Linked DNA regions of Homo sapiens: region 1 is linked to region 2. The links are chromatin loops, found by intact Hi-C in ENCODE. Cell type or tissue: natural killer cell. All regions are shown on one strand. Links, peaks and the distances in the headings refer to the core of each region. The heading gives the core; the rest is flanking DNA.

Evidence for each region. Hi-C counts contacts between places; a loop is a spot of excess contacts. Peaks named below come from ENCODE experiments on the same cell type or tissue, not always from the same donor. Only the 100,000 strongest peaks of a DNase experiment are listed, where the experiment ranks them.
Region 1: a loop joins it to region 2, with 14 times the contacts of the local background. A loop is called at or near these places in 11 of 110 quality-filtered maps.

What each region holds. Positions count from the first base shown.
Region 1 is chr19:55,210,819-55,215,202 of GRCh38, forward strand. No RefSeq gene overlaps it. Among named protein-coding and RNA genes, the nearest start is that of PTPRH, 3.5 kb to the left of the region's middle. In natural killer cell, for the core only: no CTCF peak of the experiment used is centred there; a DNase peak (open chromatin) is centred at 1,823.
Region 2 is chr19:55,415,862-55,420,245 of GRCh38, forward strand. All of the region lies in intron 2 of LOC105372462 (a long non-coding RNA gene), which reads left to right. Among named protein-coding and RNA genes, the nearest start is that of UBE2S, 10 kb to the left of the region's middle. RefSeq lists enhancers at 2,566-2,695, 3,251-3,820 and a silencer at 4,157-4,357. In natural killer cell, for the core only: CTCF peaks have their summits at 2,495 (motif pointing left) and 2,704; a DNase peak (open chromatin) is centred at 2,490; H3K27me3 peaks cover 286 bases.

The sequences.
Region 1 (4,384 bases), core at 68-4,067, 210 kb before region 2:
GGCCGAGGTGGGCAGATCACCTGAGATCAGGAGTTCGAGACCAGCCTGGCTAAGATGGTGAAACCCCATCTCTACTAAAATGCAAAAATTAGCTGGCTGTGGTGGCAGGCACCTGTACTCCCAGCTACTCAGGAGGCTGAGGCAGGAGAATGGTGTGAACCTGGGAGGCGGAGCTTGCAGTGAGTCAAGATAGCGCCACTGCACTCCAGCCTGGGTGACAGAGCAAGACTCTTTCTCAAAGAAAAAAAAAAAAAAAAAAAAAGCAAACAAAACAGCTGAGCATGGTTACTCACGCCTATAATCCCAGCACTTTGGGAGGCTGAGACGAGAGGATTCCTTGAGCCCAGGAGTTCAAGACCAGCCTGGGCAACATAGGGAGATCCCGTCTCTATAAAAAGTAGAAGTAAATTAGCCAGGCATGGTGGTGCACACCTGTGGTCCCAGCTACTCAGGAGGCTGAAGAGGGAAGATCAGTTGAGCCCAAGAGGTGGAGGCTGCAGTGAGCTGTGATTGCACCACTGCACTCCAGCTGGGGTGACAGAGGGAGACTCTGTCTCAAAATTAACAAATAAATAAATAAGTTCTCACACCACCACTTTGAGAAGTCAGTTTCTCTGTCTCTGAGAGCCTCAGTTTCCCCATCTGTATACACAAAGGTTTGGTTGCGAGAAGTTTCCTTTCAGTGGGCACCGGATGTAATTCATGCCAATCACTTGCTTGGGTTTCTGTTTTAACCTTTCTCTGTTTCTCGTCTATATCTTAAAAAAAATTTTTTTTTTATTGAGACAGGGTCTTGCTTTGTTGCCCAGGCTGGTCTCGAACTCCTAGACTCAAGTGATCCTCCTACCTTGGCCTCCCAAAGTTCTAGGATTATAGGCATGAGCCACCACACCCAGCTGTCTCCCCTATACTTTTTGATGTCTCTCTCTCTCTCCTGGTCCTCCTCCTCCTCCTCACTGTCTCTTCCCTCTATCTCTCTTCCCTCCCATCTAGATCCCCAACTTATAAACATGCTCACCCTCCCTGTCTATAAAAAAATGCATCACTTACATTGACTCCACACCCACCGTCCTACCACACCCTACTTGCTTTCTCTTCAAAACCCAACTCCTCGGCCGGGCATGGTGGCTCACGCCTGTAATCCCAGCACTATGGGAGCCCGAGGCAGGTGGATGACCTCAGGCAGGAGGTCAGGAGTTCAAGACCAGCCTGGCCAACATGGTGGCCATCTGTACTAAAAATACAAAAATTAGCCGGGCATGGTGGTGCATGCCTGTAATCACAGCTACTCAGGAGGCTGAGGCAGGAGAATCGCTTGAACCCAGGAGGGGACACTGCAGTGAGCCGAGATCGCACCACTGCACTCTAGCCTGGGTGACAGAGGGATACTCCATCTCAAAAAACAAAAAGAAACAATAAAAAAATCAACCACTCCACAAAATGACCCACATTCCCCAGCTTCCAAAGTCCTCCTGGAGCAGCTGCCTGTGTATGGGGAAGGCAAACCAAAAACAAAACCTGTAGGACCTCGGACTCGGGCCCTCCAACTCCAGTCCCTCCTTCAGATGAATGCAGCCCCAGCCAACATCTTAGCAGCAACCTCAGGAGAGACTCGGCCGTGCTCCTCTTTTCCCCTTAAGAACAGAAATTTCCACGGAGCCACTAATGAGAGTCCCATTAGCACGACCCTCATCACCTGAGTTCTTTTCAATTCCTCTTACCTGTGTGATGAGAAGCACCAAGAGAGCGTTGCTTGGTGTATGTAATGATACCATCTCTAGGTCTGGTGAGCAGGAACCAGAGTCACCACAGTGGGGCAGCAGAGGGCCTGGGCTCAGGTTTCCCAGAAGCAGAGCCTGAGGCAGGGATTCAGATGCTCATGAACTGTTTGAGGGTTTGCTTTCAGAAGACAGAGAGTGATGAAAGCAGTATGGGGCAGAGGAAGGAGCCAAGTGAGGCTATCACTTCAGAGGGATCCCATCACAGAGACAGGATCTGAACTTTTAACCTCTAATCTTTGTCTATGGGCTTCTCCAGGGGTGAGAGTTTCATGACTTTCCTAGTAAAACACGTTCCTCTCAGGTCAAGAGCAAGTTTTTTGTTTTTTTTGTTTTGTTTTGTTTTCAGATGAAATCTCGCTCTCACTCTGTCACCCAGGCTGAAGTGCAGTGGCACCATCTTGCCTCACTGCAACCTCCACCTCCCGGGTTAAAGGATTCTCCTGCCTCAGCCTCCCGAGTAGCTGGGATTACAGGCGCCTGCCATCACACCCAGCTACTTTTTGTTGTTGTTGTTGTTGTTTGTTTGTTTGTTTGAGACAGAGTCTGGCTCTGTTGCCCAGGCTGGAGTGCAGTGGCTCGATCTCAGCTCACTGTAAGCTCTGCCTCCCGGGTTCACGCCATTCTCCCGCCTCAGCCTCCGAAGTAGCTGGGACTACAGGTGCCCGCCAACATGCCCAGCTAATTTTTTATATTTTTTGGTAGAGATGGTGTTTCACCATGTTAGCCAGGATGGTCTCGATCTCGTGACGTCGTGATCCGCCTGCCTTGGCCTCCCAAAGTGCTGGGATTACAGGCGTGAGCCACTGTGCCTGGTCAATTTTTGTACTTTTAGTAGAGACGGGGTTTCACCATGTTGGCCAGGCTGGTCTCGAACTCCTGACCTCGTGTGATCCGCCTGCCTTGGCATCCCAAAGTACTGGGATTACAGGTGTGAGCCACTGCGCCCAGCCAAGACCAAGTCTCTTGAGAATGTGGCATCTGCAAGCAGCCAACACTGCTTAAGAATGAGTGCTCAGTGCCTGCAAAGGAGATCTGGGTGAAGCACCAGCGACGTCCACCCCTAAAGCCTCACACCTGTTACCAGTCCTGAGCCAGTTCTCAGTCTTGGAACCCCTTCCATGTAGCGGATGCTTTTCCCTCAGGGAGGACTCACCGATACTAGTCAAAGTACATACTGTAAACCTTCCTCCCAGTTTCTCCTAAAGGCCAATATCCATGGTCGCTGGGGATTAGAGAAAGAGAAAAGGCTACTGGACTCTGACTCTGAATCAATCCTAATTTGGAGGCACACACAGGTCACCGTGAATCATGGTCTGACTGGTGTGCTTGGGGCTGTCAGGTAACGAACGGAGGGTTCACCTAAAGACCATCACACAGTGGGTCAACGGGACTCTAAAGACCCTGTGTGGCTCCTTCCTCAGGCCTTGAGAGTGAAGTTGAAATCGACATTCTCATAAAATGGCAGACACAATGCTTTGGCTTCCCTGATCTGTAGTGTGAAAGCTTTGATGGTGGGAAGAAGAAATGGAAGCCCCTAGAAATTCCCCCATCTATATTGGGCCAGTCTTTCATTGCTATAAAGAAATACCTGAGACTGGGTAATTTATAAAGAAAAGAGTTTTAATTGGCTCGCGGCTCTGCAGGTTGTACAGGAAGCGTGGTGCTGGCATCTGCTCAGCTTCTGGGAAGGCCTCAGGGAGCTTTTCCACTCATGGCGGAAGGTGAAGAGGGAGCAGGCACATAACATGTCGAAAGCAGGAGCAAGAGAGAGAGGACGGGAGGTGCCACACACTTCTATTTTTTTATTTTATTATTATTAAATTTTTGAGATGGAGTTTCCCTCTGTCACCCAGGCTGGAGTGCAGTGACACCATTTTGGCTCACTGCAACCTTCACCTCCTGGGTTCAACTCCCAGCTAGTTTTTGTATTTTTAGTAGAGATAGGGTTTTGCCATGTTGTCCGGGCTGGTCTCAAACTCCTGACCTCAGGCGATCCAATGCACCTCGGCCTCCCAAAGTGCTGAGATTACAGGTGTGAGCCACCGCGCCCGGCCTTGCCACGTACTGTAAAATACCCAGATCTCTTGTGAGCTCACTCATCACCATGGGGATGGTACTAAACCATTCATGAGGGGTCCATCCCCAAGATCCTAACACCTCCCACCAAGTCCGGCCTCCAACACTGGGGATTCCATTTCAACATGAGATTTGGTGGGGACACAGATCCAAACCATAGTATCATCCTTCCCAAACAGTCAACCCAGGGAATCACAGAGATCAGCGCCAGCATCAAGCCTTGGAAAACACAGGGGTGGGATATGGGAGGGTGATTCCTAAACATTATCCTTTGATTCACATGATTAATCTATGCAGGAGCTTATGGATCTTGGAAGACAGAAGTAAGAAATGGTGATACTGGCCGGGCTCAGTGGCTCACGGCTGTGATCCCAGCACTTTGGGAGGCCAAGGAGGGCGGATCACGAGGTCAGGAGATCAAGACCACGGTGAAACCCCGTCTCTACTAAAAATACAAAAAATTAGCCGGGCGTGGTGGTGGGCACCTGTAGTCCCAGGTACTTGGGAGGCTGAGGCAGGAGAATGGC
Region 2 (4,384 bases), core at 284-4,283:
AATAAAAAAAAAAGTTAGCCAGGCTTGGTGGTGTATACCTGTAGTCCCAGCTCCTCGGGAGGCTGACGTGGGAGAAACACTTGAGCTGAGGAGGTTGAGGCTGCGGTGAGCTGTGTTCACACCACTGCACTCCAACCTGGGTGACACAGGAAGACCCTGTCGCAAAACAAAAACAAAAACTCTCAAAAAACAACAGAAAAGGTCAAAGATCCCACTGTAGTTTCATCGTACTCTCTGACTGATGGGCATCAAGGCTGAGCCCAGCGCATGGCTAGACACTGCTGTGAGCATCCTCCTTCATCTGTTCATCTTTGGGTACAGCCGTGAACATTTCCGAAGGACAAAGTCTTAGGGGAACTTTCAAGATCAAAGAGAATGCGTGCTTGCCATTCTGCCCAGTGGCCCTTGGCAGGGTTCTCCTTATTTGGATTCCCAAGATGTGACTTACTCGTTTAACCCGTATTTCTTTAGCACCAGATATACACCGGGCACTGTTCTGGGTGCTTGGGACACATCCGAGAACAAGATAGGAAACAAAATCCCTGCCCTCCTGGGGCTTCCATTCCAGCGGGGAGACTAAAAGTCTTCCTGGGACTGAGTGGCAGCCCAGGATGCAGGCCTTTGCATGCTCACACTGGGGAAGTCCTGGGCTAATAGGTAAGTCAAGTTGGTAGTATTAAAAGATATTGGCAATGCACAGTGGCTCATGCCTGCAGTCCTAGCACTTTGGGAGGCTAAGGCAGGAGGATCACTTGAGCTCAAGAGTTTGAGATCAGCCTGGGCAACATAGTGGGACCCTGTCTCTACAAAAAAATTAAAAATTAGCCAGGAGTGGTGGCACATGCCTATAGTCCTAGCTACTTAGGAGGGTTGAGGCAGAAGGATTGCTTGAGCCCAGGAGGTTGAGGCTGCAGTGAGCCATGATCACGCCATGGCACTCCAGCCTGGGTAGCATAGTGAGACCCTGTCTGAAAAATAGAATAAAGATATTAATTGCTGTAAATATTAGTGTAGGCTAAGGAGGTTCAGGAATGTTGTGAGGGGGACAGTTTTTTTTTTTTTTTTTTTTGACGGAGTCTTGCTCTGTTGCCCAGGCTGGAGTGCAGTGGCGCCATCTCGGCTCACTGCAACCTCTGCTTCCCAGGCAGAGATTCTCCCAGGAGAATCAAGCAGTTCTCCTGTCTCAGCCTCCCAAGTAGCTGGGACTACAGGTGCGCACCACCATGCCCAGCTAATTTCTGTATTTTTAGTAGAGATGGGGTTTTACTATGTTGGCCAGGCTGGTCTTGACCTCCTGACCTCGAGATCCTCCCACCTCGGCCTCCCAAAGTGCTGGGATTACAGGCGTGAGCCACCATACCTGGTGTGGGGGTAGAGTTTTCTTTTTTTGAGACAGAGTCTCACCCTGTTGCCCAGGCTGGGGTGCAATGGCGTGATCTCGGCTCACTGCAACCTCTGCCTCCCAGGTTCAAGCAGTTCTCCTGCCTCAGCCTCCCAAGTAGCTGGGATTACAGGTGTACGCCACCACACCTGGCTAATTTTTTGTGTGGTTAGTAGAGACGGGCTTTCACCATCTTGTCCAGGCTGGTCTCGAACTCCTGACCTCGTGATCCGCCTGCCTTGGCCTCCCAAAGTACTGGGATTACAGGTGTGAGCCACTGCGCCTGGCCAAGGGGGACAGTTTTAAATATGGTAGAACTAATTGAGAAGGTAACATCTGAATAAAGATTCAAATGAAGCGGCCGGGCACAGTGGCTCATGCCTGTAAACCCAGATCCCAGCACTTTGGGGAGCTGAAGTGGGTGGATCACTTGAAGTCAGGAGTTTGAGACCAGCCTGGCCAACATGGTGAAACCTCGTCTTTAATAAAAATACAAAAATCAGTAGGGTGTGGTGATTCGTGCCTGTAGTCCCAGCTACTTGGGAGGCTGAGGCAGGAGAATCACTTGAACCCAGGAAGCGGAGGTGGAGGTGGTGGTGAGCCGAGATCATGACACTGCACTTTAGCCTGGGTGACAGAGCGAGACTTTGTTTAAAAAAAAAAAAAAATTAAAGGAAGTAAGAGAGCAAGTTTTGTGGGAATCCAGAGAAAAGCCATTCCAGGCAGAGGAAACTGCCAGTGTCAAAGTCCCCTCACAGGAGTGAGCCTGACGATGAGCAGTCTTCAAAAGATTCCACATCATGGGCAAGTCAAGGTGTCCCATCTTTTATTTGCATCTCCTTTCTTCCCAGTGAGGTTGAGCATCCTTTCCTGAGTTTCTGTGTCTGCTAGTCTGTGGTTGGTAGCAGGTTCTCTGCTCCTTAGTTCCTGAGTACTTCTGAGCAGACACTTGTGACCTTCCCAGCTTGAGGGGTCTGCACACGCTGGGGTAGGTAATTGACAAAAACTACTTTCCTCTGTGCCTCTGGAGCTGAACTTGGAACTCTCCTGGGTGGGAGAGGCCCTGATCAATGCAAAAATAGGCCCTTAAGTGGATCGGGTGCTCCCTCTAGTGACAGACACAGCAGTAATTAAATGCATTACCCGGGGCCAATCCTGCTTCGCAAATCCCTGAGCACAAGGCAGAGACTTCTTGAGTGCACTAGGAATTTCTTGTAATGACTGTACAACCAACACTGGTGACGCACACCAAGCTTAAACAGAAAAATGCCCAGTGCTGGGGAGGGTGGGAGCACACGGACATTTTCACATACATGGACTTGGCACAGGCCCTCTGAGTCGTAGTTGGCATTGTCTAGCAAAAGTCTTCAAAATACACCTGCCACTCATCTCCTGAGAGCTCATCCTAAAGAAAATGGAGGGAGTGGCCGGGCGCGGTGGCTCACACCTGTAATCCCAGCACTGTGGGAGGCCAAGGCGGGTTGAGGGAGTGGCCAGGCGCGGTGGCTCACACCTGTAATCTCAGCACTTCGGGAGGCCAAGGTGGATTGAGGGAGTGGCCAGGCGCGGTGGCTCACACCTGTAATCCCAGCACTTCGGGAGGCCAAGGCGGGCAGATCACAAGGTCAGGGGATTGAGAGCAGCCTGGCCAACATGGCGAAACCCTGTCTCTACCAAAAGTACAAAAATTAGCTGGATGTGGTGGCAGTGCCTGTAGTCCCAGCTACTTGGGAGGCTGAGGCAGGAGAATCGCTTGAACCAGGGAGTCGGAGGTTGCAGTGAGCCAAGATTGCACCACTGCACTCCAGCCTGGGCGACAGAGCAAGACTCCATCTCAAAAAAAAAAAAAAAAAGAAAAAAGAAAAAAGAAAAAATTAAAGGAATGCACCAAGTGTTGTGCAAAAAGATGTTCCTCAAGTATTGTTTAGAGTAGTAAAAACTAGGGAAAACCCAAACATCTATTGGTAGTGATGGCAGGGGCTGCTGCTATCATGCTGGCTGCAGCAGGGAGGTGCAGCTGGGGCTGCACGTTTCATGGAGCCGGGGGAGCCCCGCCCCTTCTGAGTTGGGGCAGAGCTCCCCAGGTGTCACTGCAGTCACCCAAACTGTGGCTGTGGATCTGAGCCTCCCTGTGCTCTTGGGGGTGAGGGGGGTGGTGCCAGGAACGGGCAGGATCTGTCCTCCTGGGTGCAGCTGCAGCCACCAGACCCGGTACTGCAAATCTGGGCCTCCAGCTCCACAGAGCAGGCAGGAGCTGGGACAAGTGGGAGCCCTGCCCCTTCTGAATTGGTGGGGTGGGAGCTTCTGGGTGCAGTGGCAACTGCCCTCCCAGGCATGGGACTCAAGAGTCTCTGCAGCCTGCACCCTTGGGGGCCCCAGGAAGGGCCCCCCATCCCTTCAGTCTCAGGGGTGCCTGTTCCCACTGCCTGGCTTCTCACCGCTCCTGGCTCCTGCTCCCATCTCAGATCAGTGGTTAGGGCAGAGCCCCGGGGCTGTGAATGGCAGTAGGAGGCCTGGGCAGAAGGGGGCAGTCCTAAGGAGGGCCTGAAGGCTGGGGGCTGGGCTATCAGTCCTGAGGACCAGAGTGGGGACACGCGGTGCCTCTTCTGGGCTGCCCATGGCTACCCATGGACCAATCAGCATGGACTTCCTTCCCTCTGAGGCCCATAAAAGCTCTGGGCTCAGCCAGAGCAGGGCAGGGGACAGCCAGAGAAGGAAGAGGGAGGAGAGAGGATTGGACTACCAGTGGCAGAGAAGAGCTACCTGCAGACTACCTGCTGGCAGAGAGGAGCCACCCCCACCAGGGCCTCCTCTCTGCTAAGAATTGCAGACATTAGGATGACCAGTTGTAGGGAGGAGCTACCCTCTCCAGAACCTCCTGTCTGCTGATAACTGAACACTCAACAGATGACCTGCCTACAGAGAGGAGCTACCCACTGTGGGTCCTCTGAGCGGTTGTAACACTAAATCAAGCTCATCCTTGTCTTCTTCACCCTTCACTTG